Linked DNA regions of Mus musculus: region 1 is linked to region 2. A link is a loop called in an ENCODE intact Hi-C map of the cell type or tissue named here. Cell type or tissue: left cerebral cortex. All regions are shown on one strand. Each heading gives the region's core, and the rest is flanking DNA. Links, peaks and the distances in the headings are about the cores only. Region 1 holds the start of Nanos1 (nanos C2HC-type zinc finger 1). Region 2 overlaps Gm34406 (a long non-coding RNA gene).

The links. Hi-C counts contacts between places; a loop is a spot of excess contacts. Peaks named below come from ENCODE experiments on the same cell type or tissue, not always from the same donor. Only the 100,000 strongest peaks of a DNase experiment are listed, where the experiment ranks them.
Region 1: a loop joins it to region 2, with 9 times the contacts of the local background. A loop is called at or near these places in 3 of 42 quality-filtered maps.

Annotation. Positions count from the first base shown.
Region 1 is chr19:60,741,718-60,758,017 of GRCm38, reverse strand. Nanos1 (nanos C2HC-type zinc finger 1) reads right to left here and starts at 2,031. Exons shown (of 1, transcript NM_178421.3): 1 at 1-2,031. The coding sequence starts at 1,752. The coding sequence ends at 949. In left cerebral cortex, for the core only: a CTCF peak has its summit at 2,168; DNase peaks (open chromatin) are centred at 1,209 and 2,123; H3K4me3 peaks cover 2,693 bases; H3K27ac peaks cover 1,607 bases.
Region 2 is chr19:60,673,181-60,689,736 of GRCm38, reverse strand. It overlaps Gm34406 (a long non-coding RNA gene), which reads right to left. Exons shown (of 3, transcript XR_386854.3): 2 at 4,999-5,125; 3 at 4,041-4,208. Gm34459 (a long non-coding RNA gene) reads left to right here and starts at 13,263. Exons shown (of 4, transcript XR_386855.3): 1 at 13,263-14,403. In left cerebral cortex, for the core only: no CTCF peak of the experiment used is centred there; DNase peaks (open chromatin) are centred at 7,342, 7,922, 8,714 and 10,466.

The DNA of each region.
Region 1 (16,300 bases), core at 1-4,000, 75 kb before region 2:
TGAAAGGCAAACAGCCCAGAGTAGAACCTTTTGGAACTCGAGTTATTGCATTATAGTTCCCCATTTTCTATTTAGGAACCCTGAACTTGAGCAATCAAGGTGGGTTAACACTGCTCTAAATAGGTTTCCTCCTTTCTGAGGAGGAAATGTCTTAGCATCAGACACAAAGAATTGGACCATCGGGGTAGTGCATAGAGAAAATGCTAAGCAGGAGTTACTGGGGAGATTAATGGATTCATAATACTGTCACTGTATAAATACACGTCTCTCAAACAGCACCGTTTCCAAATATGTACACGATATGATTAAGCCTTGGCACAGTTAATTTTAAGGATTGGAAAGACTACTTGCTAATTCAGAATATCTGATGCATAAAAGGATAAGGAACTGTATTCTACCTGCTACAGATTGTGCCTTTAAGCCTCCCATCTAGGACAGAAACAAGCCACGAGGAAGAACACCCTCTCAATACTGGGAAGTGCACTAAGTTGCTTTACCTGCAATTAGAATGACAAACTAAAATAAATTAATTGCATCAAACAATAAAAGTCATTTTGCCGACATTCCATACAATTGTTAGTTTTACACTCAGTTCAGAGGCTATTAAAAATACTTTAGACGTTATAAAGTGCCTCCATTCATAAAACGAAACATCCAAGATGAGAGACAATTTCATACGGTTGCGCACCTAAACTAGGCCGACGTATACAGTAAACAGCGCCTCATTCACCGCAACTCAACCGGTGGTACACCCGCTCAGCCCTCACCGTTCTGGATGCGCGTTTTAGAAACTAGGGACAAAATTCAAGATTTCAACGTCAGAGACCGACCACTCCACAAGAAAGTGCTGCGCTCCTGCGGCTTCCGTAAAATCAAGACGACTTCCCAAATTGAGGCAAGGGAGAGGAGCGCAGGTTTCAGGTGTACACAGCTTGATGCAGCCCGCTCCTAGCGCAGCTTCTTGCTGGGCAGGCTGTCCCTGTTGCTGCGCGGCGGCGGGCGGACGGTGGGCGGTGGCACTTTGGAGAGCGGGCAATACTTGATGGTATGTGCGTTGTCGCCGCTGGCGCCGCACAGGGGGCACGTGTAGCGGCGCAAGACCGGGCACAGCACCCGGCCGTCCGGGCCCTTGAGGATGTGTGTGGTGTAGAGCGCCACCGCCTCCTTGTTGTTCCGGCAAAACACACACACCTGAAGCTCCGGTTTCAGCAGACGTGCGGCGGTCGCCCCGGAAGCCGCGTGCAGACGAGGCTCGGCAGCCCACGCAGGGCTTGGCTCTTCGCGCGGCGTCACTTCGGCCGTGGATGCGGCGGCGGCGGTGGTGGAGGCGGTGGGCGCGCAGCCCAGCAGAACCGCGGCGGCGCGCCCTGCAAACGGGTTCAGCTCAGCGAAGCGCTCCTCCAGCAACCCGGGCTCAGCGGGGCCGGCACACAGCTCTAGTGCGCGCAGTTCCAACGCACCGCCCAGGTAGCGGCCCCCGGCCTCCGGCTCTTCGCCGTCATCGTCTTCATCGTCCTCGGGCGGCCCCATCGTGGGCCCCGCCGCCGTGGGCCCGGGCCCCTCATGCGGGGAGCCGCGGTCGCTAGCCCTGGTGATGAGCGTGGCAAGCCCCAGGTAGTCGTTCCAGGAGCTGAAGGGCTGCGGGTGCACCGGGCCCGAGGCGCTCACGTAGCGGGCGCTGGGCACGAGCGCCATAGGCGCGGGGGCGCGGGCGCGGCGGGGCGAGCGTGGCGCCCAAGGGAAAGCCTCCATGGGCCGGCAGCGGGCCGCGCGCCTCCCCGCCGCCGCCGCCGGCAAGGGCCAGACGGAAGGGACGCAGGAGCTTGCCCGCCGGCCTGCCGTGGGGTAGGGCAGCCTTGCTTCCTTTTATCGCTCCCGCTTTCTCCTGTGCCCCTCCTCGCTGTCTCGGCCCTGCCCCCTGCGATCCTCCGCCCGGGCCACTGCGCCCGCGCCCCCGGACGGAGGCGGAGCGGAGGCGGGCGCGCGCTCTTCTCCAGCCCCGCGCGTTTCCTGCGCCCCGTGCGCTGCGCCCACCTCACCAGCTGCGGGGCGCCTGGCATCCTGCGAGGGGGCGGGTGAGGCGCCGCCTCGGGCCCTGGCGCTCAATGGCTGCGGACCTGACTCCGCGGGCGCCGGTCGGGACGCTGATTGGTGGCGATCGGGGAAGGGGCGGGCGGCGCTTGCTGGGAGGGAATGGCTGTGCAGAAAGCGACTGAATGAGGCGGTGGCTGGGGCTTGCTTTTGCACGAGCGTGGAGACCTCAGCCGGTAACCCAGCTTGGGTTTTTGTTTTTGTTTTTTTCACTGCGGGGTATTGAGGATGCCAATGGCACAGATCGCAATGAAGCAACTGGGATGCACTTGCATCCACTTGCAGGTTTGGCTGGACCGGGTTTATGGTTTGAAGCTACCACTTTCCTTTTTATCATCATCAGCAAGAAAAGCTGGGGGAGGCAAGGCTAGGCGCTAGCTCCCATCAGAGCCCAGCTAAAGACCCAGTGACTTCAGTTGGCACAGCGCTCTGGAGCACTTTCCACAGGGTGAAGTCCTCCCACAAACTTTGAGGCTCAGGGAGGAAGCTCACGATTTATATAGTTTATATGGTAGTGAGTAGTGGAGGATCAAAACAGGTCCAACAGGTGTTCAGAAATTGGGGCCGTAGGCTGTTCACTTACTTAGGTTAGGTGGAGGCTACAACTGGGCTAGAAATTCTTACTACGGACCAGTTTGTGTGAAGCTCCTCTTCAGGGTGCTTATATGGAAATCTAGGGTCTGTGGAACTTGAAAAACAGCATATTCAATGCTTTGAAACAGATAACATTTTCTCTTTTTGGTAAAACCCTGGAAAATAAAGGACTTACTAGGAGGGAAAGAAGTAGTCTTGCTCTTCCCTGGAAAAGAAGCAACTTAAAGTGATAAACACCAACAACCTCAAAAAATAATTTGAAACTAGGAAAAGACACCGAGGACTCTTCTGGAATGTGACCTAGGATGAGGGTCAGAAAATGCTCTGCAGAGGAGAGGGCTGATCTAGCTTTCCCACTCTGTACCGTACAGTGTCAATGGAAGCAAGGTGGTAAGACCTCTCCTCTGATGCTGTGAGTTTTCTTTGGGTGGTAGGTCACATTCACATGTTTTGGCTTAGATTTTTTTTTTTTTTTTTTTTTTTACAAACCTACTTCAATAAAGGTTCTTCAACACATCAGGCTACCTTATAGCCTACCAAAGGTAGGGGAGGAAGAACGGTTAATAGGACAAGGGGGTCATGGACCTGTTTAGAAGTAGTTATTCCGACCTTTGTTGTCAGGATATCAGCAGTCCAGTTCAATAGTGTCACCAAACATGAATCAGTAGCTGCAGACCAATCCAGAAGAAACCATGAGGCTCCAACAATGGGCGTGGGTCCATGGAAGTGGCAGGAAGCCGCCAAAATATGAGGGTTTTTTTTTTTTTGTTTTTGCAAGTTACTCTCTATGAAGTCACGAAAAGTGAAGATCAGCAAAGAAATCACGCCAATGTCAGAGCATTGTCAGTGAAGACCGGCATCCGCCAGCAAAGTCCAATGAAGGCCAGTAAGGCAAACCAATGCCACAGTGTGTCTGTTGGGTTATACAAAGGATGCTCAGAATTTGGTTCTGGTTTGGGTTAGGGTTAGAATGAATGTGCGGGTGAAACAGATCACTTGTAAGAGGGATCTTTGGGATCATCTAATTTAGTCTTTACAGGTGAAGAAAATGAGGACACCCCTCCCCCCACAAGAAGAGATGGAGTTCTTGAAGGTCAAACAGTGACTATGTCACGGTTAGAATCAGGACTCAAGGCAGGCGACCACCCTGAACACCACAGCACAGAAGGTTTTTTTAGGCTAAGTTTGTATTTACATCGGTGCGTAGCTGGAAAGAAGTAAGTTGGAATTGTGCGGCTTTGCTTGAGCCTATAGCCTTGTGATTTTTCCACCCAGCCTCTTTGTTCCCTGAAATACAATGACTCTGTGACTTCTTATATAAGAGTAAATGCCTACACCAATAATTTTGGCTTGTTTCTCGACTAGCTCATAACCTGTTCATTGTAGTCTAACTCCTCAGTCTCACGCAACTGTCTCCTTCAGTGTTCTGGGGCGGATCTCCTCATTTATTTTATTCTGTGAATGTCACGTGGCTGCTTATTTCTCAGTTTCATGCATCTGTGTCCTCCAAGTTTGGGGCAAATCTCCCGTGCCTAAATCTTTCCCAGAACTCAACTCTTTTCTTTCTTTCCTTTCTCTCTCTCTCTCTCTCTCTCTCTCTCTCTCTCTCTCTCTCTCTCTCTCTCTCTCTCTCTCTCTCTCTCTTTCTCCCTCCCTCCCTCCCTCCCTCCCTCCCTCCCTCCCTCCCCCCTCCCCCCTCCCCCAATCTCCTACTTCCTGACTCAGCTGATTGGCCATAGGCTTTTTTAAATTGACAATGGGGGCTGGTGAGATGGCTCAGTGGGTAAGAGCACCCGACTGCTCTTCCAGAGGTCTGAAGTTCAAATCCCAGCAACCACATGGTGGCTCACAACCATCTGTAACAAGATCTGACGCCCTCTTCTGGAGTGTCTGAAGACAGCTACAGTGTACTTACATATAATAAATAAATCTTAAAAAAAAAAATTGACAATGATGCTTCCATACATTGCACAAGAGATTCTACATGAGCTCCTGCCTGCAGGGAGCTGTACAGAGCCCACTGGTGACAGGGACAGAACCTGAAGCCAGAAAAGGGCTTCTATTCTGATCAACTGTCAAGTTAGGGCTTGAAGATACATTTCATGTTCTTTCTCATGTCCTAGTTTCCACTGTTTGGTAGAGACCTGAAGCCAGGCAGGGATACTCTGCACTTGACAGTGTAGTTCCTTTTTTAAAGTTTGTGTTGAACTCAAGTTCAAAATCACCCTTTATGCCCACCCCCACCACCCTGCCACCAGCACCAAAAATAAACAAGTCTCCCACAGAAGCCTGGCAGTTTTGCTGACACTGAACTTGAGTTCTTACCACAAGCATGGTGGCCCCCAGAGTGATATGAAGATTATTATTCTATAAATGGAAAATTCCACTCTGTACATCTGTCTATGCAGCCTGCATACCTTCAGTGAATGCAAAGTTTTCAAGTTCTGAAGAAGGAGAATTCTATTCTGAGAAAAACTTCAACAAGCAAAGTTTAAACCTTCTGGTTACTATGTTTGCTTCCTCTAAGACAGGCTGGAGGAAACAAGAAACAGGACTTTTGTGCTTCTCCATATGTTTCTTAGTCCTTGGGTTGAGTGAGAAAAAAGCTTAAAAAAAACCTATTATTGTGTTTTTGTGTGCTCCCCCCCCCCCCGTGTGTGTGTGTGTATGTGTGAGAGGGACAGAGAGAGAGAGAGGCATTGAAGCACAAGTGTGGAGGTCAGAGGACAATTTTCAGGAGTAGCATCATCTACCTTTGAGTGGGTTCCAGGGATTGATCTTAGACTGTGTGAGGCTTGCAAGGAAAGTACTTTTACTTGCTGAGCATCTTGACAGCCCAAGTCTAAAATGTTTATGTGAGTAAGATCAAATGCCTTGTCTAGTTCCTACAGCCTCAGGGCATGGGTGATGGTACAGAGAGGTCCTGGGTGGATGTAGGAGTGTGAGTATCCTGGGACACAACTGCTTCTCACTGCCACCCTTACTCATTCTCAAGTGTTACATAGGCGTTTGGCCCAGAAAGAAAAAGATCATGAAGGCCTTTTATCTATCTATCTATCTATCTATCTATCTATCTATCTATCTATCTATCTATCTATCTATCTAACTTTTTTTTCTTTTTTCTTGGATATTTTCTTTATTTACATTTCTAATCCCTTTTCCCGCCCCCCACTTCCGGGAAATCCCCTGCTTCTATGAGAGTGTTCCTCCATCCACCCACTTCCACCTCCCTACCCTCGATTCCCCTACACTGGGCGTCTATCAAGCCTCACAAAGGCCTTTCTTTGGGGGGGGGGAGTTGTTTGTTTGTCGAGACAAAACCCTGTGTAGCCCTGGCTGTCCTGGAACTCACTCTGTAGACCAGGCTGGCCTCGAACTCAGAAATCCACCTGCCTCTGCCTCCCAAGTGCTGGGATTAAAGGCGTGCGCCATTATGGCTGGCTCCACAAATGCCTTTTAAATGTCCCTAGGTGCACACATGGCTTCTACACAAAGGGAGATTTTGCCGTTAGTGACTTTGAAAATCCCAGAGTGGGTGACTGCTCCACATCTGGGCTAAATTAACATTTACTTTTTGTCTCTGAACAAAGGCCTCAGCCTGACCATGAATTCTCCGGTTCTCTCTAGGGCAGAGCAGATAACAGATATCTTCCTGGGTGATGGGGCAGTTTGTCCAGGCTTTAAGAAGCTAGAGATATTGTTTGTTGGGCAGTGCATTCTCACTAGCCTTTCTGCTAGACTTTGAGAAATACCTCAAAGGGATTTTTCCTATCCACTTCCATGCTGTAGACTTAGTAGGTAGGCCCAAGTCAGAGAGGCACTGGAGGAATCTGAAGGGCCTTGACCTTGTCCATGCCATAACTGGCCAAGTTTTGGGCTTTGCCCTCTGTGACTCTATGGAATCTTAGAGTCTTAGAGTCTATGAAATCTTAGAGTCTATGGAATCTTAGAGTGGAGACATTCCTGGGTGAAGTGGCTTTATTGGTCCCTGGTGGGGTCTTTGAAGAGACCTGTAGCTTTGGATGAGAGACCTAAGGTCTCTGGGCCCCAGTCCCTTCCTGTGAACCTTGAAGGAGATCCTCTGGGAAAATGGCAGACACCCTGCCTTGCTTTGCTAGATCTATGTTCCACCTTCACCTTGTAACTTATTTTAGCAAGCAGACAGCTTAGTTTATAGTTCCCAGTGAGAGGGGAGAAGGCTAGTGATCCAGTCCTCCTTGAACTTGAGATGTAAGTAGTTATCTGTTAGGAGTTTTCTCCTTCTGTATATGAAAGGAAGCTGCATTCATGAAATCTCAACAGTATGGCTGCCTAAATAAGACCTGAAAAATGACAACATGTCTGTACGAACAGGGGAAATTTCACAAGGTCCCAGCCCTAGATGAAGAACTACAGGTAATTAATGGTTGTTGAGAGAGGAAGTTTTCTACAGGCATGAGCCCAATAGGGTATCTAATCCCAGGTGTCAGCTCTAACACACATAGGAGCAACACTAAAAAGAGTCTGCAGGTTATGTTTATAAATTTATATGTATATATGTAACAATAATAACTAATGAATAAGCTGGGAGGGTGACACATGCCTTTGATCCTAGCACTTCAGAGGCAGAGACAGGTGGATCTCTTTGAGTTTGAGGCTGGCCTGATATACATAATGAGACCCTATCTAAAGAAGAAGGAAGAGGAGGAAGAAGAGGAGGAGGAGGAGAAGGAAAGGAAGGAAGGATGGATTAGTAGTGGAAGAACACAGAAATTGGAGGAAGGAAAAGAAGAAAGGAAATGATGAAACACAGCATTCACATATAAATTTCTCAAAAAAAAAAGGAAAGTTCACATAACAAAAAGCTAAACAACTCAGAGGCCCCTTCCTCGGCTCAGGTAATGGAGCTGGAGTAGACCTGAGGTAACAAGGCTTCATGATAAAGCTGGCACAGTGGTGGGTTATGGGTAATGCTTATTTTTAAGAAGCTGTGTTGACATTTTTGTTGGTGACTTGTTACAAGACACATAATTAAGTGTCTTTGTGATTAGGGCACTTGGAGTTGGGTCCTTTTACTTGCAACTGGCTTTATTTCTCCTTTGGAACTTTGAAAATGTATTTGTCACTTGTCAAAAAGCTTTGCATTGTTCTGGCCAGGCAGAGGTGATACCCATGTCAGGTTATTTTTACCTTTTCCCCTACCTCCTTCCTCTTTCCCTGTTTGAGCTAAGGTCTAACTATGCAACTCAGGTTGGCCTGGGACTTAATGTGTATGTAGCCCAGGTTGGTCTCTAATTCAGGATCCCCCTGCCTCCACCACCTAAGTGCTGGAATCAAGAGTGGGTCACCTTTCCTTGTACTATATGACAATTCTGTATATGTGGACGAGGACTGGAAGGGAATCAGGAGACTCCAGTCAGGGCATCTCTTCTCTCTTGCCTTGGGTACAGTCTCCCAGCTGAGGGTACTGATTTCAACACCACGGCACCTGGCAATTCAGCCCATGAGCCCAGGTGCTTTGATTTCTCTTGTTCTTTAGACCTACCTGCTGCTATACATGTTTCACAGAAGTGAATGAGGGGTTCAGGTAGGTAGGCTGAAAACATGTGTAGCGTCTTACAGCTGGATGGTAGTGGGGTTTCTCTAAACCCTCAGATCTCTGACTATTGCTACCTGTGGATGGGCTGTGGGTGATTTGTTTAGAATTCTCTACATCTGGCCTTAGCACTCTACTCATTCACCCCCTAAGGGACCATCTTCTTCTCACTCATCTTCAGTCCTGCTCTGACAGAAGTGGTGAATGCAAAATGGCCCAGTCACCTTGGAAAACAAGTTTATTTTGTTCACTTTGGTATGAACACGGCGCAGGGTTAGTATCTGAAGAACTGTCTGCCAGGTACATAGTTTTTTTAAAAAGTTAAAACACGGGATGTGGGTATAGTTCAGTGGTAGGGCACTTTCTGAGCATAGGCAAGGTTCTGGGTTCCATCTCCAGCACTTAAAAAGAGAGAGAGAGAGAGAGAGAGAGAGAGAGAGAGAGAGAGAGAGAGAGAGAGAGAGAAAAGTCAAACATACAGCCAGACCTGATGACATCTGCTTTCACTGGGGAGGCTGAGTCAGAACAATTACAAATTTGAGGCCAGTCTGGGAACAGTGTGTTTCAAATTAAGAAAAAAAAATCAAACATAAAATTACTCTGTGTCCCACTAATTATACTGGAGAAATGAAAGTACAGCTCTCCACAAAGCCTTGCATGCAAATATTCTCAGAGCGTCTCTCATCCAGAACCTGAAATTCAACCAAGGTTTTATTTACTGGGCAATAATAAGCAAAGGCACCGAGTGGAATAGTCTTCAGCACTGAAAAAGATCAAACATGGAGTAAGGCGGATGAACCTCAAAACATTATGCACTGAGAAAGGAGTCAGACACAATAGACTGCTGTTGTCTGCAACTTACTTATATGAAATTTCTAGAAAAGACTGTGCCAGAGAGCAGATCAGTGGTGGTCTATAGCAGGTGGTATTGGCTGCAAACAGGCATGAAAGACCTTCTGGTCATGATGGAAGTGTTACTAAACTTATGGTGGTGAGGTTTGCACAACCATATGAGTTAATAATCTCTTTGTGGTGGGTAAATTTTATGGTGAGATACATCACACCCCAATAAAATTATTACAACTGTTCACAGCAGCATTGTTTGTTTGTTTGTTTGTTTGTTTTTGTTTTTGCTTTTGGTTTTTTCGAGACAGGGTTTCTCTGTGTAGCCCTGGCTGTCCCAGAACTCACTTTGTAGACCAGGCTGGCCTTGAACTCAGAAATCCACCTGCCTCTGCCTCCCAAGTGCTGGGATTAAAGGTGTGCGCCACCACACCCGGCAGCAGCATTGTTTTTAATCGCCCCAAACAGTAAATAGCTCAAAAGTTCATAAGCAGTAGAATGGATAAAAGCTAATATGTTGGGCTGGTGAGATGGCCCAGCAGGTAAGACCTGGACCTTCCGAAGGTCCTGAATTCAAATCCCAGCAACCACATGGTGGCTCACAACCTCCTGTAATGAGATCTGACACCCTCTTCTGGTGTACTTATTTATAATAATAAATAAATCTTTTTTTTTAAAGCTGATATGTTTATTCTGTGGATTCTGTCGAGCACTATTAATGAGTCAATTATAGCAACATGAGAAAACATGGTACCAGGAACATAAGGTGAGTGACAGAAATACAATTGGAAAAGAGTGAACTGTATGCCATTTCTTTTGCCAAGATATTTTGTAAATGGCCTTCAATATGCCCTGATATTTGCTCTGGACTCAGCATACCAAACCAATAAAGAAGTTTAATGGTAGTAATAGGGTTTTGGGTGATTGCAGGAGCTCTAGTAACCAATTAACTAAGTTGTAAACAACTAGTTAATCTGTAACAAACTGACATATTGATTGAGGAGGTCATAGCCAATTTGTTTTCTACCTCTCGATTCTATTCTAAGAGTTGTCTAATGTTGGTTGATAGTCTCAGAATCACTTTTGATTTTGCTTAAACACAAACTATTCAATATAGTTGGTCTAAGAAAATTTCCCTTCCTACCTCCCTTTCTCTTTCTTTCTCTCTCTCTTCCTTTCCTTTCATTTCCTTTTTCCTTTTTCCTTTCCTTTCCTTTCCTTTCCTTTCCTTTCCTTTCCTTTCCTTTTCCTTTTCCTTTTCCTTTTCCTTTTCCTTTTCCTTTTCCTTTTCCTTTTCCTTTCCTTTTCCTTTCCTTTTCCTTTCCTTTCCTTTCCTTTCCTTTCCTTTCCTTTCCTTTCCTTTCCTTTCCTTTCCTTTCCTTTCCTTTTTTCTTCCCTTTTCTTTTATTTTGATAGGGTCTTACTATGTAGCCTTGGTGGGCCTGGAACTCACTATGTATACCAGGCTAGCCTTGAACTCACAGGGATACGCTTGCCTCTGTCTCCCAAGTACTGGGATTAAGGATGTGAGCCGCCATGCCCAGTGAAAATTTTCCTTTTAACACTAATAAACAAAACAAAGTGTTACTTAAGGATGACAAAGACTGGGCTGGCAAGATGGCTCAGTGGTTAAGAGCGCCGACTGCTCTTCCGAAGGTCCCGAGTTCAAATCCCAGCAACCACATGGTGGCTCACAACCATCCGTAACGAAATCTGATGCCCTCTTCTGGAGTGTCTGATAACAGCTACAGTGTACTTACATATAATAAATAAATAAATCTTAAAAAAAAAAGGATGACAAAGACTGCCTGGAGATATGACTCAGTGGTCAAGAGTGCTGACTAGTCTTTCAGAGGTTCTGAGTTCAATTCCAGCAACCACATGGTGGCTCACAACCATCTGTAATGGGACCCGATGCATTCTTCTGGTGTGTCTGAAGACAGCTACAGTGTACTCATATAAATAAATAAATTAGAAAAAAAGGATGACAAACACATATGGTATAACTCTAGAGAAGAATAAAGGGGTGGTTTGAGGAAATAATTCAGTCAGTAGAACAGTAGAGTGTTTGCCTTGAGAATACAAGGACCTGGGTTTCATCCTCAGAGCCCACATTAAAACACACACACACACACACACCACAATAAAAACAAAACCAAACTCCTGGGTGTCTTAGTTAGAGTTTTATTGCTGTGAAGAGACACCATGACCATAGCAACTCGTATTAAGGTAAGCATCAGGGCTAGTGTATAGTTCAGAGATTTAGTCCATTATTGCCATGGTGAGAAGCATGGTGGCATGCAGGCAGACATGATGCTGGAAAGGTAGCTGAGAATTCTACGTTTGGATTGACAGGCATCAAGAAGAGAGAGAGAGAGAGAGAGAGAGAGAGAGAGAGAGAGAGAGAGAGAGAGAGAGAGAGAGAGAGAGAGAGAGAGAGATGACCTGGCTTGGGTATCTGAAACTTCAAAGCATACCCCCAGTGACACACTTCCTCCAATAAGGCCACATCAAGGGAATAGTGCCACTCCCTATGAGCCTAGAGGGAACATTTTTATTCAGTCATCACAGGTACAGTCCTAACATATTACCAGTGATTTTCCCTGAGCTGACTAGATTTCCTCCTCTTCTAGTGCAATGGTCCTGAGCTAGGTTTTGGGGTCAACACATTCTCTCACCATGGAAGTCAGCAATGAGTCTTGGCCATTCTTAGTAATAATGTGATACAGAACCTCTTACCCTTCTTATTCACAAGGAACCTAGCGATCAGTCTGGCTTCCTGCCTGATCCAGGCTCATCTCTCTACTTTAGGGCCAAAGGATTAGGAACCTGAACTTCATTTCCAACTAGACTTCTTTCCCTTTGCCATGGAAGACGATATAATTACAGGTTGGATGGCCATTCTTTTGCCTCCTATACTGTCTAGGGGACCTTGGCAGGTAGTTTCTTCATCTGTAATAAGCTTTTTAATACCTCAGCACTTGGGTGTTGAAGGTGGTCAGTCCTTGGTTGTCTTTTAGTACAACTGTCCTCCACATTGTAGAACTCTGACAGCATCCCTCAGCTGTTTATCAGGAGTGGAAGCTTTCTTTCGGCCATTGCCACTTGTCCCTTGGAGGGGAAGTCACCCCTGGATGAGTACTGCTCTCTAAAACAGCTGAAATTCTTACCTTTGGGTATAGTTGTGAAGATCTGGTGATAGAATGTAGTAAGGTTCCCTCCATGGTGTCTGACCGTATTTTTTTTTTTTAAGAATTAAATTTGGGGGACTGGAGAGATGGCTCAGTGGTTAAGAGCACTGACTGCTCTTCCAAGGTCCTGTGTTCAAATCCCAGCAACCACACGGTGGCTCACAACCATCTGTAATAAGATTGGATGTCCTCTTCTGGTGTTTCTGAAAACAGCTACAGTGTACTTAAATAAATAAATAAATAAATCTTAAAAATAATTAAATTTGGTCTTTTGTATTGATACATAAAACATAAAGATCATGCATGTTTATGGGGGTATAATGCTTATATCATATGTACACAGTATATAAATTAGGGGTATATAAAACCTGCCCATTCTCCCAAGCATCTATCATTTCTGTACAGTGGAAACATTCAAGCTCCTTCTAGCTCTTAGCACATATGTATTTAAAACTATTGAAAACAACAACAACAACAAAAAATGGTTTGGTAGAAGAGTCAATACCTCAAAGACAAAGATACTGTTTTTCCTTTTTAAAGATTTGTTTTTAAGTGTGTTTGCATGCTTATATGTATGAAGATGCCCATGGAGACCAGAAGCATCCGATACGCAGGAACCGGAACTGAGTTGTAAACCACCTGGTGTGGGAACTGAGAACCAGAGTTGGGTCCTTTGTTAGAACAATATGTGCTCTTAATTGTTGAATCATCTCTCCAACCCCAAAGCTACTTTTTAATGAAAACTCTAAAAAAAAAAAAAAACTCTTTAAACTATTCAAATACTAGGTTCCCTTCGTGTTATTAAAAAATTAAAAATACAGATGACATTATTATTTTTCTTCTGATTCTGCCCATCTTGTGCCATTCCCTCCCCAGTGGTGACCCATGAGATCCAAGTACCACAAGGGTAAGTATTTTATTTATTTAAGACAGCATCTCACAATGTAGAGCAGGCTGGCTTGGAATTCATAGAAAAAACCAAACAAACATTTGCTCCAAGACATCAAGGATATAAAGCTTTTTATAAAATATACAGAAAAGAGGGCCAGCAAGATTGCTTGGAGGGTAAAAGCTCAATTAAGTGGTATATGGAGAAGCCCTATGCCACTTGTCATTGAACTGCATTTTTGAAAGCTTTTTATTGATTTCTTGTGAGCTTCACATTCTGCACCCAGTCCCGCTTTTCTCCCTGTCCCCTCACATCTGCCTCTCACTCTGGCAATCTCCCTCCCAAAATAAAACACACACACACACACACACACACACACACACACACCAACAAAAAACATAGAAAACATCTCATTATGGGATCTGTAGTATGTCACAGTGTTTCCCACAGTATATCCCTATGTCTATACATTCTCACTTGCAAATGTTCACTGTAATGAGTCATTGGTCTGGTTCGAGATCTCTGGCTTTTGACACCATCAATACTGGATCTTCATCTGGACTCCTCCCAGGTATCCTGTTATTGCCCCATGCCATGGAGATCCTGCAACTTTGCAATAGCAGGACTGGCTTTTACATACCAAGCAGATAATATCCATTTTGGGGTGAGCCATCTCAGAGCACCGTATCTGGGCCTGGCTGATAGCAAAGCTGGTCCAACCCCTCTCCAGCACTACTCTGGCTAGGCCACCCGATGCTGTCACCAGTAGGAAGGAAGCAGAGTCAGTTCTTGTCTCACACCCTCAGGGCCAGCTCACCTGCACCCACACTTCCAGATTCAGCTTCATTGTGCTTCCCAGTCAAGGTACAGATCTCATTCTCCCAAATGCTACAGCCTTTGAGGGGCTGGGTCAGCTCTCTGGCTCTCACATCTTTGAGGCTGGCTCACTCTGCTCGAGTGTTGTATCTAGTAAGGGACAGGGCCAAATCATCTACTCTCATGACCCCAGGACCAGCTCTCCCAACTGCTGCAGGTGGTGGTGGTGGTGGGGTCATCACCCCCACACCCATGCCACCTCATGAGTGGTGGGGCCAGTTCTCCCTCACTCTCGTCCTTAGGGCTGGTTCACCTATGTCCCTTCGACTACTGTGCTGCTCAGGAGAGGTGCAGGGCCTGCTTTCCCAAGTGCTGCTAACTGAATATTTTTCGACTGTACATGGATTTTTATAAAAATGGATCACTTACTAGCCCAATGCCACAGTTTGGATGTAGCAAGCCAGTAAACATCTTCTGTAGGCTTGTATTTTGAATGTGTTGTCCCCAGATGGTGACTATTCTTAGGGCTGTGACAAAGCAAAGCTCGGCTGGTGGAAGTAGATCAGTGGGGCTGAGCCTTTGGAAATTATGGTCCAGATCTGGTTCTTGTTGTTGTCTGTTTCCTGGTCCACCATGCTTTGAGGGGCCTCAGCCACATGGTCCTGCTGCTGTGGAGTGAGCTGCTTCATCGTGTTATCTCCACTGTGATGAGTGGAAATGGTGACTCCTAATAAGCCTTTCCTGTCTTAAATTGATTATATCAAATAGTTTGGTCACAGCAACACAAAAGTAGCTACTATACGTATTTAGTAATAAAGAACTGACATGTACAGACTAGATAGATTTACAAGCATCAGTACAGTAAAATTACAAACTAATATTTTGTGAAAATTTAGCTCCAAATTGAAGGAGATTGTTCCCAAGATTACTCAACAGCATTCAGTACCCTAAACACGGGTCCTAGATCCCACAGTTATGGCTACTGTGATGGCTAATTTTATCTTAACTTTATATAGGCCAGTGTCATCTGAGGGGAGTAAACCCCACTTAAGAAAGTGCCTCCATAATATTGGGCTATAGGCAAGCCTATAGGGCATTTTCTTAATTTAATAATCAATGTGGGGAGGGCCCAGGCCATTGTGGGTGGTGCCACCTCTGGACTGGAAGTCCCAAGTTCTATAAGAGAGTAGGATAAGCAAGCCATGGTAGCAAGCTGCCAGTAAGCAGGACCCCCCCATAGCCTCTGCATCAGCTCCTGTCTCTAGGTTCTCTCACTCTGTTTGAGTTTCTGTCCTGCCTTCCTTCAGTGATGGGCTATGGATGTGGGAGTGTAAGCCAAATAAACCGTTTCCTTTCCAAGTTGCTTTTGGCCATGATGTTTCATCACAGCAATAATAGCCTTGCCATTCCTGAGGTAAATCACCCCTTCCAGGCTGGGGTGAGGATCCTAGGGTATCAGGTGCACTGTGAACATGGAATAAGGTAACCCACTCAGAGGCACTTAAATTAAGTGTTACAACTTGAGGCTGATTCCAACAGCAGCAGCCATAGGGTAGAGAAAATGGACAAGGTGGAGATGACACCTTGAGCTGATTACCTTTAGCTTTCCCTTTAGTTTCCCCATTGACTCTGAATATCATTCAGGACAGAAAATTTCCTTTGAGTTGAAGCAGTCTATGCATTGACTGTTTTGGAAGGGCTCCCTTTGTGCCTCTGTGGCCCAGATCCTGCCATGGGGGGTGGGGGGTGTCGTTGCTGAGTGAGCATCTCATTCTCTAGTGGTTTGAGTCTCTTCTAGCGCTGAATTCCAGGCAGGGGAGAAAAGTCCAGTAACCTAAGTTTCATCCCCTTCTGAAGCTGCTTTGTAACCCCAAGCAAAGCCGCCACTGTCCTCATGCCCAAAGTGTATTCATTATGGCAAGGAAGAATAAATCTGAGGGAATCTGGGAGGCTTATCCAGGACTCATGGCTAGATGACAGAAAGCCACTTGAGGCTACAAAGAAATTGATTGATGAAACCAGAATGTGTGGCACTGGCTGCAGGCATGGGTGATTCCAGAGTCTCTAAGACCATTAGGACCTTGCCTCTCTCCATCTCTCAGCTTTGCTGTCCCTTAAGTTGACCTTCCTCTGGGCTCATGCCCCATCCCTCCCCTCATCAGTGACAGTCACCTGAACTTCCAGATGCCCACCAATCAGCTTCATTACCCCTGTGGGAAAGAAATTCCTCTTTTCTGACAGCCTCAGCAAAAATAATCCCAGGACTGGCTTAAGTTCCAGCCATCAGCCATTCTGATGAGG
Region 2 (16,556 bases), core at 6,524-10,523:
TTGGTCCCTGGAATGGCCTGAGGACTTTGGATGGTCCTAGTCAACTTCTTTTGAGGCTTAAACCTGTCTGGTAATAAATGTATCTGAGTTGGTGTGAAACTGAGCCTGAGGAGAAACTAGGGATGATCTTGACGCTGGGTTGTCATCAACAAGTCTCCCAAGTTCTGAATGATGGTGTATATCTGTAACCTCAGCACTGGAGAGAGGGAAAGAGAGAGAGAGAGAGACAGACAGACAGACAGACAGACAGACAGACAGACAGACAGAGACAGAGAGAGACAGAGAGACAGAGAGAGACACACAGAGAGACACAGAGAGAGACACAGAGAGACAAAGAGAGACACAGAGAGACAAAGAGAGACAGAGACACAGAGAGACTTAGCTTGATCCTCAGCACTGAAAAGATCACTACTTTCAGGATACATTGGCTTTAGTTGGCTTGACTGTGACTGGGGTTATCAGTAGTTTGAGGGGGGTTGATGAGGGGGTGTAACCCTTCCCCATGGCTTATCTTCTGTAACAATTCTTTGGTGGTGGAGGCTTGAAATATTCCACAGGGCTTCATCATTTTTTGGTTTATGGTTAAAAAGTCTAATTCTAAGATTTGGGTTTGGGGAAAGTTGGGGAGCATAGGAAAAAGATGAGGCAGGATATGAAGGACTTAGGGTAGAAGATTCAAGGCTCAAGTGACTATTTTTCTGTAGGGCATTTTCTTAATTAGTGATTGATGTGGGAAGGTCCAGCCCATTTTGGGTGGTGCCATCCCTGGGCTGGTGGTCCTGGGTTCTATAAGAAAGCAGGCTGAACAAGCCATCGGGAACTAGCCAGCAAACAGCACTCCTCTGTAGCCTCTGCATCAGCTTCTGCCTACAGGTTTGGGCTCTGTTTGAGTTTGCTGCCCTGGCTTCCTTGGATGATGAACAATGATATGGAAGTATAAGCCAAGAAAACTCTTTCCTCTACATCTTGCTTTTGGTTATGATATTTAATGACCAAATTAGTTAGGTTAGCAATAGCAACCCTGACTAAGACAAGATAACTTGTCTCTTATATGTCTAGGTTTTGTATTGCAAGGCATTCTGGCACTAGATTAGTATTGAGTGGGCAGGGACTGGGAAGTACACATTTGGATTATCTGTCATGATTCAAACTCCAGTTGTTAAAGCACTTAGAGAGGGACCAGGTTGAAAGGGGTACTTGGTAAACAGAGGAATCATGCAAGTTGAAGGCCAACTTGGTTCACAGAATGAGTTCTAGGCTAGCCGGGGCTACATAATGAAACCTTGCCCTTAAAACCAAACTAATAAACAACACATAGAGAGTGAAAACCCTGTCTGAGAAGTTACCTTCATACAAGGGGAGGGGAGTGAGGGGTGGTGGGATCTAAGGATGGTTCTGTTTTATCTTGGTTCTGTCTGTCTTGTGATCTGTTCTTCTAAGCCATGCTAATTAGGGGCCAGAAGAGACCCCAGATATGAACATAATTGTTTCAGCTTTGACCCCTTGGTGCAGATGGTAGCAGAAATATCAGCAGAAGGTGAACATCTCTAAGCCATCAGTCAGGATCAACAACTGAGGCATGAGTGCTGCTTATGAGCCTAGCGGTGGACAAGTGCCTGATCCCTCTCTAGAGCTATGCTGACTCTGTTGCTCAATCCTGTGGGCTGCTAAGAACTGCTGTGCTGACTGATGTTCCTTCTGGCTTGTACCAAGTGCATATCCCAGGAGTCTTGGGCTGATCAGGCCTATGTAGCTTTTGTAGGTTCCTGTGCTTGTCCCTGAGCATCCCAGAGCTTCAGTCAGCCCTGGACCCATATAGGAGGTCTTCTCAGTGGCTTCCCCAGAGATCCTCCATTGTCAGGGTGATGTGGGCCTCCATCTAGAATCCAGGGAGTTTCCTTTTTCTCCCATTCTCAGAGAGGCAGCACATACCTGTCTGATGCTAGTGTTCTCTGAACTTAAAATCACCAGTGTTTATTCAAAGAGCTGATGCAGACATAATAGCCAGACAGGAAGACTTTTGCAAGTAGCCTGGATATGCAGGCTTTATTGGGGCTGTGAGCCACTTAGTGCTGACTACGTTCATGGAAAGAAAGTAGATCAGTTACTCTTCTCATTACTTGGCAAAATACCCAACAAAAAGCAATGGAAGCAAAGAAGGAAGGAGGGAGGCAGAGATGGAGGAAGGGAGAGGGAAGGAGTAAGTAAGTAAGTAAAGGTTTATAGTGGCAGGTGTGTGAGAAAGCTGGTCACATTGCATCTGCAGTCAGGAAGCAGAGAGATGAATTCTGGTCCTCAACTAATTTTCTTCTTTCTGGGACCCCAGCCCAGAGAACGGTGCCACCTACGCTTAGCGTGGAGCTTCCCAACTCTGTCAAACCTTTCAGGAAACACACTCACAGGAAAAACCAGAGATTGCATTGCCATGATGGCTCTAAATCCCATAAAGTTGACGATGAAGAGTAACCATCACAGGGAGATGGAGTTATGCGTATATGTAACAAATGCTTCAAACATAGATTGTTACCCCAACAATTGACCTTGTCACCCAGCATCAGTCCTCTGGGCATACGATAGGAATTAATATGTTTATTGACTAACAACTCTCAGACCTGTCTATTTATATTACAGAAAGGGGAGATATTGGTACCTCCCATTTGGAGGCACTGAAGACTTGAGAGAAAGACTAAAGGGGGTTTATAGGAATTGGATTTGCACTGGCTATAAATGCTTTGTACGTTGTCGGAGGCTGTAGGTTAAAGTTTTCTAATTAATATCACATCATCAGCCCAGGTTGGGAGCTCTTTAGCCTCCCTCCCTTCCTAAGAGCCCTGGATTTCACCCTGCAATCAAGTTACCACAATATGGCTCTCAAAGAACACCCTGAAATCATTCACTGGGAACTGGCCTGACAGATGGGGGTTAGTCCTTCCTAAGTTGTTTAATGGCTAATTACATGCTATGGAGTGCCAAAATTCAGTGAGACCCTGTTAAAAATAAATCCAGTTGTTTACAAGGCATATGATAGAAATTCAGGTTTGGTATTCTTCTACTTTTAGGGTCTGGGTATTGAGGCTTTGGCAAAGGAGAGACCTGGAAATAAAACCACTGTTTTTATAACAGACCTTTTACCTTTAATGCCCATTTTATCCCAGTAAGTGCAGAAAAGTATGGAAATATTGCCATGCTCTTTGGTGCAATTTCCAACTGTATTTTTTTTTCTGTTAAAAGCCCCCAAAGGGAGTACATTTCTCTACCTACTTATTTGCCACTGTCAAAAGATAACAAAATGCATGCATGACAGTCTCTGCTGTCAGTCCTCAACAAATATGCAATTATTTCAGGCTACTGCTTTAAGGAAAAATTATTTCCACAGAAGAGACTTTCCTCTTTTCTGAACATAAGTGGGGTGGGGTTGTTGCCTCCAGATGTTTTCAATCCCTGAGGACTGCAAAGGAACATCTGCTTCAACACATGCAGGTTGCTTTCCTGTAGCAGTGCTAGCTCTGGTGCCTTTTTGTGAATAGCAAGTGAAGGACACAGAGTAATTTCTCTCACAGCCTTAGAAAACCTATCATTTCATGACATTCCATGGGGATGTTGGGCAATAAGTGATGGGAAGGTTTAAAGGGGAGGAGAAAATAGACAATTTTGCCCACCACAATCCAGGACAGATACATAACGGGAAGTTCTTGAAAGATACACAATTGACTGCCTGTCACAAATAATTGATGGCTGAGATCCTGAAGAATGTGGCCATGATAAAAATTCTGTATAGATTCTCACACACTCGGCATCCTCCTGACACCTCACTGGCTTCCTTTTTGCAGAAATCTTTGTGGGATCAAATTAGAAGCACTGTTTGCTGAAAGGCAATATTCCCTCCTCCAGGTTTATGAAAGCAGAGCTCCTTGTCTCCTGGGGAGCTTCGGTTTGGCTTTTATCTTTACACTGAACTCCAGTCTTGAACTTTATGACAAATAAGTGCACATAGCAATGACATAACGGACATACCTTTTGGTAGAAGGATAAGGAGGACTCACCTGATTACTTGAAGTCTGGAATGAGTTAACACAACTCTCTCAGATTTGGAAGGGTCATGGAATTTTTTCCTAAAATATTCTGCACTGTTTCGTGAATTTTGCTCAAGTGAGGAACCACTGTTGTGAATGGACAGAGGAGGGTGGTTGTTTGACGTCCAGTGGGAACTAGAGAAAGAGAGACATAGACTACCAGGTGGATGTTATAGGAGTGTTACTGTTGGCTCACTGCAGGGAGAACCTTTGCTCCCTGAGAAGAGAAACAAGGCTCACTTTACGTGGAGAACTGGTCCCTTGTTATGGAGGGAAACTAGATAGAACTGGAGGGGTTCTTGGGAGGGCTCCTTAGCAGTTTGTGTCAATGAAACAGATGATCTTTAAACATGGCAACAATGGTGCATGCATGCCTGTAACCCTAGCACATAACAAAGGTGTGTGTGTGTGTGTGTGTGTGTGTAGATAGAAGTCTAGGATCACTGAGGCTTGCCGTTCTACCAGCCTAGATCCAGGTTCAATGAGAGACTCTGAAGAAAGAGTGATAAAGTTGGGCTCTTTCCTTCCTCCTCTGTATGCATGGCTATGTTTATTTGCATATGTAGGTGAATATATCACTCCCCATACACACAAAGACTTTATAACCCTTTATATCATGTCAATCATTCTACCACTTGTGAGGCTGGAAGAGGTTCAGGGTTTCCCACAAGGCAGTTGGTCTCACCAATGTTTTCTTCATTTGTTTCAGAGAGTCTTTTTTTTTTTTTTTTTTTTGGTTTTTCAAGACAGGGTTTCTCTGTATAGCTCTGGCTGTCCTGGAACTCACTTTGTAGACTAGGCTGGCCTTGAACTCTTGAGCTCAGAAATTTGCCTGCCTCTGCTTCCCGAGTGCTGGGATCAAAAGCATGAGCCACCACGCCCGGTGTTTTTTGTTTGTTTGTTTGTATGTTTCAGAGAGTCTTACCTCACTATCAACTTCAGCATGTTAAACCTTGTGCTGATGACACGTTCCCTTTTTGAGTAAAGACAAGGTTTCCCACATGTGTTCATTACTCTGCAAGAAGACAAGTGGTAGACTGGCCACCTCAAACCTGTAAAAACAAGACAGGACAAAAATGACATTAGCATGAACATTTTTAGAAGTTCCTTGAACTTCCCTTTTGCAACTTCTCATTTCTGCAGGTTCCCCTGGGCCCTCATGTGGCAGGTAGACCCTGTGCCAACATTGCCTTTTTTAAATTTCAATCTTACGGCAGTGATTCTCAACCTTCTTAATGCTGTGAGCCTTTACTATGGTCCTCATGTTGTGGGGACTTCAACCATAAAGTTATTTTTGTTGCTACTTCATAACTATAATTTTGCTACTGTTATGAATTGCAATGTAAATATCTGATCTGACATGCAACCCCCATGAAAGGGTCATTTAACCCTCAAAGGGGTTACAATCCACAGGCTGAAAACCACTGCTCTATGGTGAATTGTGTAATGGGTTCCAAACTTCTCTAAGCTGGTTCACCAATGTAGTCAATCTTGTAGGTGATAAAGGGCATTTCCAGCTTTGAAATTAAGTAAGGGACACCTTCACAAGGAAGTGATTGGCTTTTCTGGAGTTGCTGCTCCAGCATCCATTCCAGAGAGTAGCATCATCTAGCAGAGACTGGAAACACTTCTCTGGATTTGGATAAATATATACATACTGCTTTCAAAAGGACAAATCTGTGTACTCTGTCATCTCCATGAGTTCTACATAGCCTTGTACATCTATATGTATAGAACAGTCCAGAAAATTCCCACCTCTTTTTTATTTGGAAAGAAATTATTCCCATTCTCCAGAGAAAGAATTAGATGTGATCTCTTTAGGGACTGGGGAGGTAGCTCAGTCAGTAAGCGTATGTGACCCAAGCATGAGGACTCAAGTTTTGATTTCCTTGTATCTGTATAAAATCCAAGTGTAGTGACGTCCATGCTCGAGCACTGGGGAGGTGGAGACAGGAGGATCCCTGGGCATTTGCTGGCCAGTCAGGTTAGCCTCATCAGTGAGTCCTAGGTCCTAATGAGAGACTTTGTCTCAAAGGAGTTGGAAAGCATTTCTGGCGATAACATAAGGTTTTTTCTCTGGCCTTCATAGGCATCACACACACACAGACACACACACACACAGACACAGGCACAGGCACACGCACAGGCACACACATGCACACACACACACACACACACACGCGCACACACACACACACACACACACACACACACACACACACACAGTTGCACAAATGCCAAAAAATTACATATGCAGGTATTGGTAGTTTTTAACCATACAAAACATAGTACAGGCAAACACTCATCACTATTTTGAACTTGAATCCCAAGCTTTCCAGCCTCTTTGTAACAGAATTGGTTCTTAACACTTTAAAATAAGTCATTACAAGTCTGTGTATATACTCCCATCAATCCTTCCAATGATCCGTGCATCCACTCTTTCCAAACAGATACCATTTATCAAACCTCTGTTTGTGCCCAGCATGGTGCCAAGGACTGAAGACAAAGACACTAATAAGATGAACTTCCTGCCTGCAAGCTAGTGGTTAGATTCTAATGGGAAGATGTTCTGCCATTTTGAGGGCCCCTCTGATTTCTGTGTAGTACCCTTAGTATGACCATATAACTCAACATCAATGCAAACCAGTGGTCTTTTCATGAAAACATACTAATCATAACATTTCCTCCTACTCTGCAAAGTATCTTCAGTATTCAAACTGTATCTCTGTTTCATTTAAATCCCTTTATAAGATGATGATTCTAAGGAACTAAATTTAGTTTTGAAAACTGTTCTGAACTTTGAAGTCATTAAATGTAGGCTTTGTGTGTGTGTAATATGACAGAGAAAAATTGCAGGCAGTAGCATCTATATTGAAAATTCTGAACTGGATTGCCATCAATTGCTAATAATACATCATAATTATTCTTATAGGGTTAAGCTTTTCTCTTTCCTCTTCCACCTGCCTTGCTGAGATAACCTCTAAGGATGTCCGGGAGGACGGGAGGGCTAGAATTCAAAAGCTTTCATGACAGCTGAGCTCTCCATGCAATTCATTATAGAGAAAAGATGGGGAGGGGGCTGTCAGCCAAGATAATGACTGTGCAATTTCCAGTCCATTCTCCTTGCAGCCAGATCTTGGAGGCAGCCCATGGACCAATTTCATCAAGCAGGCCTTGCTCATCTCTCATCTGTCTATATTGGGAAAGAGGTTGTGTCTGGATAGAGGGAGAGCAAGCTGGCAGCAGGGCTAGTGTGGGAGATTTGGAGAGGGATAAGCTGGGGAGGTGTCATCCCTAAAGCTTCAAATCTTGGGGTTCTTGGGTGTGGTACTGTCTGACATCAGTGCCGAGATAATGAAAGCAGAAGGTGGAAGGCATGGGAGTGATGGAATTGGGGGTGGGTAGTGTGTGTGTGTGTGTGTGTGTGTGTGTGTGAGTGTGTGTGTGTGTGTGTGTGTGTGTGTGTGTGTGTGTGTGTGTACTAGCCCAAGCTGTGTTCCCAGCTTTTTCTGCTTTCCCAGATTTGAGCCCAGAGCCAAGCAAAGCAGTAACTCCATAAATGTTTGTTGTCTGACTGATTGTGATGAAGAAGGAGAAATAAATGCAAGGTATGGGATTAGTGACAGCCATGAAATTTATGCTCAGCTTTTATGGAAAATGAAAATCACAAGCTGGCCTTCAATACTCAAGCCTCTTTGTGCCAAGGGAATAAGATTCTCTGCAGGGAGATTATAGCCTGGGAAGCAGGACTGATGTGAAATTATCTAATGAGAGGAAGCTCAGACATCTCTAGTGCCATCTTTACAGGGACCCAGGGTTTTAAACGAACACTGGTTGTTGCATCTGTTATGGCAGGCTAGACCCAAGGAAGTCTTGCACACACTCAAAGAGAAGCCAAGTGGATCTCTGAACACAAGGGCTGTGGTTTCTTCCAACTAGAGGTTGGCAGGTGCCACACATCTGAGTGTTCTGTGTAGGTTTCTGTTTTCACTTTCACTATGAGAGCTGTTTCATTTTCTCTCCTAGCCCTGCTACCTTCCTTTCCTGATGCCTCTTTCTATTTATATGTTCTTGGCAGATTCTCAAGGTTATAGCCACTGCTGAAATACAAACCTTCCCTCATTGCAGTAGGGAAAAGCCAACCCTGAATGCTATATAGGAAGTAGCACTGGTAAGGGGAATATAGAAGAGCTATTGGATAATAAGTATTTAAAGTCTTTCTTGAGCCCAACTCCTTCAGAAAGAAGACAACAACAAACAGTTTCAATTGTCCCTCTTTATCAAACCTTTGCTGTTTCTATACATCCAAATTTTAAAGAGGGACTAAGTTGCTTGGGATGAGCTCTGTTTCTTCAGTCTCTCTTATAGTCACTGTAGCCATGTGATTGAATTCTGGTTACAAGATCCAAGCACAAGTGATAGATCTAACTTCCTTTGTCCTCTTTCCTTTCATTATTAAAAGCAACTAAGTATGACAGCCTTCACTAATCATGAGATTAATTTCAGGATTCCCCCACAGATGTAAAATTTCATAGAAATTCAAGACTCTGAAATACATTGGCATCATAATCACATACAAATGCTCCACATCCTCCCTGCAGACTTGGACTCATCTCTGGAATGTTCACACTTGCTACCCTGTGCAATGAAGATGTTGTGGAAATGGCTGTTGGGCTGCATTGTTTGGGGAATAATAACAAGAATACTGTTGTGCATATTCAAGAGATAAAAATATTTGGTACTTTTGTGTAATACTAGGGATTAAATCAAGGGACTTGAAAATGCTAGGCAAGAGGTCTACCATGGATTTCTGCATCCAGCTCTTTTACAGAACATGTTTGATCCAATCAGCTCAATCCCATAGATGTAGGGTCAAACACTATAATTTACATACAGAGTTTAGTTGCATGACCCAAGGGAATTTGACAAACACACTCTACTTAAGACAAAGGATTTTTTAATCATCCAAGAAAGTTCCTTATATCTCCCTTTCTAATACATCCTTTCTCCCTGACCTATACCAAACGAATCTCCAGGTCTTCCTAAGCATGAAATAACCACAAGCACTAGTTAGTTTTGCTGCCCCCCTTTTGAAATAGGGTCTTCTATGCAGCCCAGGCTGTTCTCAACTTATTAAACCAGAAACCCCAGCCTTTCTAGTGCTTGTTCTTGACATTGATAGGAGTGGAATTTTATGGCATGTCTGTAAGCTTTTGGTGTGTGGGGATCCTCTCATTCAACATTGTGAGATTCATTCATGTTGTTGCTTGAAACTACTGTTTATTCCTTTTTATTGCCAAGTGATGCTTCCTCGCAGTGATATATTATATTTTATCTATTCTCCTGTTGACAGGCAATTGATGTTTCTGGTTTAGGAATACTAGAAATAAGGCTACTGTGATAAGTTGAATAAATCATGTAGAGTATTTTTAGTTCTCTAAAAAATGGAATTGCTGGATTGGTGGGTAAGGGGTAAGAAATTTCCAAGGAGTCTCTCAAAGTTGTTTTATTTTACAGTCTCTTACAGCAGCACAGGAAGGTGAAGGTGCCTCATATCCTCAGTAATGTTTACAACTATGGGTATTTTTAATTTTAGCCATTCTAGTGGGTATTTTGGTGGTATATATTGCATTTCCCAGTTGTCTGTTGACCAATGACATGGAGCCCTTTTGTGTACATATTGCCTATTCATATTCTTACATGTCTGATTTGCCCACTGTAAGAGTGTATTGCTTATATTTTTCAAAAGTTGCATCCACTTCTGATGTAGAGTACAAAGAATCATCTTACCAGGGCTTCCTTACATCCGTCACTGTTTTCAAGACCTATAAAAGTGTATGATTTTTATTTTGTCCAGATTTTTGTTGTTATTATCACAGGATCAAAAGTCTTTCCAGGGACTGACAAGGTGTCTCAGGTGGCAAATCATCAAGCATAAATATCTGAGTTTGATTCTCAGTATTAACATGTGGAAGGAAGGAGAGAATTGATCCCCCCTAAGTTGTCCTCTGACCTCCACATGAGTACCATGTCATATATGTATGCACACATATAAATAAACAACCAGATAAATGTAACAAAAAAATGCCTCTTCATCCTCTTGTTCCCAAATCCTAGTAAAACTTGGGGAGAAATATCCTAAATGGTATGAGTGTGCCTTTCTTGTTTGCTTCTCCTTTTTGAGACTTGGAAACCTGCAGTGGTCATGCTTCACACAGCTGAGGGGTGTGGAAGGCCTAAGGGTAAGGGGCCTTCCCCTTTGAGACGAGACGCCCTAGAAAGAGAATCCCCAGAACTTTGATATGACCTTGCATGTTAAAGGCTCTGACAATTGGGTTTTTCTGATTTAAGCAGCCACATCTGTTTCTAGCAGACACAGCAGTTGGCTGAGATTTTGCTTGGCAATGAGTCACTGGAAGAAGCTAGAAGTAGCCAGAGGATGAAGGGAGTTGAATGATACTATTTTGAGAGGTCATGAAACTTTTATGACAGAGTCTAGCTGGCAGACATAGGGATATAGGAATGGGGCTTGAGGGTTCTAGACCATCTCCTCTTCTGGCTCAGGCTTTCTGTCCCAAGGTGAGGGCAAGCAGCCTTATGCCTCCCACCCCCACCCCAGGAGCTGGGTTTACTGCATGTTTTTCCCACCATGATGAACTGTGTCTTTCCCACCATGATGAACTGTTCCTACTCAAACTGTGAGCCAAAATAAAAATCCTCCTCTCTTGTTTCTGTCAGGTACTCTGTCCCAGTGTTGGGAAAAGTAGCTAACACAGGAAGCTTCTTGTTTGTGGCTTCCTCTTGAGGTGTGTAACAGTTTCTTTTCAAAGTTTTAAGTAACTGTACTTTGGGTTTCTTTGGGTGAAACCCTGTGCTGAGACATACCTTGAAAGAGGTTCATTTTATTTAGGTTTTAGTAAGTATTGGAACAAGCCTGAGACTAGAGGATGGCTTGGTTAGTGAGATTCAGCACTTCTCTTCTGAGAAAGAAGCAACATTTACAAAGTCTTATGCTCAAATATCTAGTCTAGAAGGGTTTGGGACCAGTGCTGGTCAGTGTTCCCCTGTGTCAGATGAGGACAATAGCTGCCCACTTCCTGTATTATGGTGAGATTCTCCTTTAGAGCTTCATGGGCTTTATGGGGACTTACTTGCTTCTCAGCTTGGCTGTGAGCTGACAATCAACTGACTCTCATCTAAATCTGTTTCCCAGTTGGGAATTCAGCATTGTGAAGCTGGTGAATCATAATTTATCCGCGCATCATTTCTAGGATCTTCACTGAGTGGGCAAAAATTGGAAGGGAAATACTATTTCCAACCCAGAACTAAAAGCTGAGGCCCATGAGGGAAAGGGGACTCACTCAGAAGCAATAGCCATAGTGCTACTGGCCCTGAGGCCAGTGTTTTAGAACATATGGTCCAGGGACCTTCTTACTCCTGACTCCAGGTATGCAGGGCACTAAAAGGACATAGATGAAAAGAAGCCAGAAAAATGGCTGTTTTTTTGGCTTCTCAGTAACATACTGGAGACCTGTCTTCAGTTTCCTAGTTTTTTTTTTTCTCCATGATAGAAGCAGAAAGCTAAACTACTGTTACAGCAGTAAATTCATTCCTGACCACAAAATCAAATTCCACCATCCTGGACTTGGGGGTTTTCTCCCACATACTGATGATCACAGGTAGAAAAGATGAATCAGGATCAAGTCATGAATGGCTTTGTCTAACTCAGTGGTTCTCAGTGGAGGGAGGGAGTGATTTTGTATATTTGGCAATGTGTGTAGATGCTACTAGTGTTCATAACTAAGAAGAATATGAGGAGATACTTCTGGCATACACTGTAGAGGTCAGGGGTAGTACTAAATACCCCACAGTGCACAGGGCATTTCTTCATGACTAAGAATTATTCAGGCCAATTGATAATGCCCTTATAAGCTAATTATATATAATATAATAATAATCAATGCAATGGGAACTTCATTAGTTCTGCTGTACCTGAGAAGTGCCAGGCCCATAGTCTCAGTGCCACCCACTTGGAGTGCCATCTCCAATGGAGAGATCATATTCATCTGTGTTTGATTGCATCCTTTACACACACCCTAGTCATTCCCCAACTTCCCTCCATTTTCAAGGGTGGACCTAAGAAGACTACAACTGTTCAAACTGTACGCAGGAATCCTCCAAGGATCTTATTCACACACAGATTCTGAATCCCTAGCTTTGGAGTAGTCTGAGGTTCTGTGTTTCTAACATTCTTGTAGGTGATGCTGGCTCTCTGGTCCACAGACTAGACTTTGAGGAGCTCTGAGAAGACCACATGTTGCTCCTCCTCCAGTTCCTATTTACTTTTTTCCTGCGGATTTCATCAATGTGCCATTAGTACACTGGGGGAATACCATGGAGACATGCCCTCAGCTGGACTCTGCCCCTGTTGGTTACATTCTGGCCGGGTTCACCTCTACTTGAGACTGAGAAAGTCAATAGAAGCTGAAAGGTTTTGATGTCTCACATTGGAAAGCTCCTAATTATTTTGTCCATTTTTGCCAATATCAATTTTGAATATGTTTACTTAACATGTTTTAGTTACACTAGTATATTTCCTCTCTAAAATAAAACATATTTAATGTCTAATCAACATGACCCAATTCTCTTACCACATACCATCTTCAAAAAATTTCTTACAGATTTAAAAAGAAGACTATGGTGACTTTTTTTTTTTTTTTGAGACAGGGTTTCTCTGTGTAGCCCTGGCTGTCTTGAAACTCACTCTGTAGACCAGGCTGGCCTCAAACTCAGAAATCCACCTGCCTTTGCCTCCTAAGTGCTGGGATTAAAGGCGTGCACCACCATTGCCCAGCCTATGGTGACTCTTAACTCATGATCAGTCTCTATGCCAACTGGCATTGGCAAGTTAACTGACCTCTGAGCTCTGCCCTGTTCACATACAGAATGGAGTTAATGATTCTTGTGTTGTAGTGTGGTAGACATTGTTTAAGACAGGGCATGCAAGTGCACTTAGCGTAGAGTCATTTACAATTAGCTGGGTTTTTCTTTAAGTGTATCTAGGATTTTGTTTTAATCAGATAGAACAAAATGACAAAATCAAAAAACAAAAAAACCCAAAAAACTAAAACAACAACAACAACAAAAAAAAAATAAACCAACCAACCAAAACAAAAAACAAAAAGGAAACCTTAAGAGAAGAACATAGTGCAGTTCCCAAGAGGACAGACATGCTCTACCACCCAAGGCTACAGGAGGAAGCACCTGGGTTAGATAGAAGGCAAAGGAGGCAAGGGCAGAATGTGGCCTTGAGTCCTTACGGGAACATCTATGAGGACAGATGGGCAAGGCGGGAAAACCAAATCTGAGCAGGTTTACATATCATGGGGGCTCTAGGCTAGATAGGTAGTGTCTAGTTGCTGGGTGCTTGGCTCTAGGCTGATCTCAGGCATGGGGAGTTCTGCCTTGAGTACATGAGGGCTGTTAAGGAGGTGATTATATATATATATATGCTTCAGGTTGGTTGGTTTGTATGTGAAGGATGTTGTGCTGGTTGGTTTCTGTCGAGTTAACACAAACTTATACATATCTGGGAAGAGGGAATATTAATTAAGAAAATGCCTTAATAGGATTGGCCTATGGTGATTTTTTTGGATTGGTTTATTGATGTGGGTGGTGACACCCTTGGATAGGTGGTCCTGAATGGCCTGAGAAAACAGTCTGAGCAGGTCATAAGCACTCCTCCAAGGCCTCTGCATCAGAACCTCCAGGTTCCTGCTCTAAGTTCCTTCTCTGACATCCCTGGATGATGGACTCCAAGCTATAAGCTGAAATAAGCCCTTTTGCCCCTATGTTTCTTTAGCTAAGGTGTTTTATCACACCAATAGAAGCCCTAACTAAGACCCATGTATTTGTAGGACAGCCTTAACTATCTGTAGGAATTTGTTCCCTCAAAAGGACAGGCTCTCTGGCATTGGCAAATCCCAGGATGTCAAAATATAATAAAACCCAGAGGATAAAAAAATGTGGTCAAGGTGGTGGTATGCATGGCTCAGGGTCATGAACACCATGTCCCTTGCCAGCTGAAGTGAATGTGGTTACTTTTAGTGGCTGGCTGTCCCTTTGTCCTCCTGGAAGCCTTCTCCCTCTGCCTGCTTTTCTTTTACAGGAGGTTGGTGACACCACAGTGTTCAATACTCAGACTTCCAGATTACTGTGCAACAGAGACTCCTGTGTCACCCTAAGCACTGGTGTTGACAGAGAAGAGAAAAATCGCAGATGCCTGCCTCTCCTAAGCCCAGGGCACGCTGTGTGTTTCGATTTCATGCTGGTAAGATGAAGCTAATTTCAGCTTCTTGGCTGATCTGATTCCAAGTGAGTAACCAGAAGCAGCATGCAACAGCGCTAGTACCTGCTGCTGCAGTTAGAAACCAATTGAGAGCACTCAGCTTCCTAAGTGAAGCTGCCCTTTGTGTAGGAGGAAGGGAAGGAGGGGCTGGGGACCAGACTCCTCTGCAAGTGGCCCCCATGCTGGGCCAGCACATCCCAAGGCTGACTCACAACACCATAGAACAGACTTCCGTGAAGCAGGATCCTTTTGAGATTCAATTGAACAAAGTGCAATACTGACAGCCATTTGAGGAAGGTTGGGCAAGCCTAGGATGGAGAGGCAGAAATCATTTTTTTCCTTGGAGGTTAATGGATACTCTAGGTGCTGGGAAGGGGACTGCAGCCACTAGGATTTTTGTTTTTAAAGCTGCAATTAACAAGTAAGTCTATTTGAACAGAGAATGGGGGAGGTATAGCTATAATCCTAGCACTATCATCTGAAGCACAAGGATGTAAGTTTGCAGCCTACTTGAGCTGTATAGTAAGTTCAAGTGTAGTAAGGGCTACATAGAAAGATCCTATCTTAAAAAAAACCCAAAAAACCAACCCCCAAAACAAAAAACAAACAAACAAACAGACAAACAAACAAACAAAAAACCAAAACGAAAACAAACCCAAACTAAAATTAATAACAATAACAATAATGTTGGCTGACTTAAGGGACTTTAAAATATTGCCTAAGTGGATGTCCACAGAGGCAATGGGCTTTAGGATAGTGTGACACTGAGCTTCATGAAGTCAACAAGGTGTCTGCTTTGCCTTGTCTGTGTATGTGTTCATGTAAATTCAAATGCATGTGCATAAACATCTTTGAGGGTCAGATGTTGATAACAGGTGTCTTCTTCTATTGCCCTCTCTACCCTTTTTGAAATAGGATCTCTCACTGAAGCTGGAGCTAGCTCATTCTATTAGACTAGCTGGCCAAGGAACCTCATGGTGTATTGCTGCATCCAGCATTGTTGTTGTTTTCTTTCTCTTTCTTCCTCTTCCTCCTCCTCCTCTCCCTCTGTCCTCCCCCCCCCCTTATTTTTCTTGCTGCTGCTTCACTTTTTTTTTTTTTTTTTTTTTTTTTTGGCTTTTCCAGACAGGGTTTCTCTGTATAGCCCTGGCTGTCCTGGAACTCACTCTGTAGACCATGCTGGCCTCGAACTCAGAAATCCGCCTGCCTCTGCCTCCCAAGTGCTGGGATTAAAGGCGTGCGACACAACGCCCAGCATCTCCAGGCTTTCTTCTGTGTCTGGATTTCATTTCAGCTATGTCTATTTTGTTCCTTGCTTGTTCTCTTTTACTGGGGGTGGGGTGGGGTTGGAAATGGTTTTGGAAGTGTTTCTTTTCTCTCCACCCCTCTTCTTATTGAATGAATATTCTCATTAGGTTTTCTGGTAGAAACGACTTACAGGATTTCCTTACCAAGTGTGCTTGTCTTTTATTTATTTTGTTTCTTTTATAGAGCCGTGGGGAACCCATAGCCTTGTGCCTGTTGAGCAGTTTCTTTCTCTAGAGCTGCACCCTGGGCCCTGGGTTCCTCCTTTCCCACTTTCTCCTTTTCCCACCATCCTCTTTCTTTCTTTGCTTTTTCCAATTTTTTTCCATCTTGCTAATGCTTAGCAAGAGTGGTCCTGGGCTTGAAGATATGGCTCTGTGATTAAGAGCACTGTATGCTCTTCTAGAGGACCCAGGTTCTACTCCCAGCATCCACATGGTGGCTTACAACTGTCTTCAGCTTTCAGTTCAAGGGGATCTGATAGCCTCTTCTGACCTCTGTAGATACCAGGTATGTGGTACTAAGATATGCATGCAGGTAAAACACCCACATGCATAAAATAATAAAATAAAATAAAATCTGGTCCTATATCTTTTCTTTTGCTTGACACAGAGTGGCTGTTCTCTTTGATTCCTGAGAGTAGGGGACTGATTTCTGTTCAACTTTTGTAGCCTCAAGTTGCTAGGGTTGCTGAGTTGGTAGTTTAGTTGAAACTGAGCATGCCCTTGGGGGACACAGCTCAGTGCTGGGTGACGGTAAGAGTCCTCTCAGGCAGTCAGGGATGCCTCTCATCTTCACAGACTTCTTTTTATTTTATTTTTAATTCATTT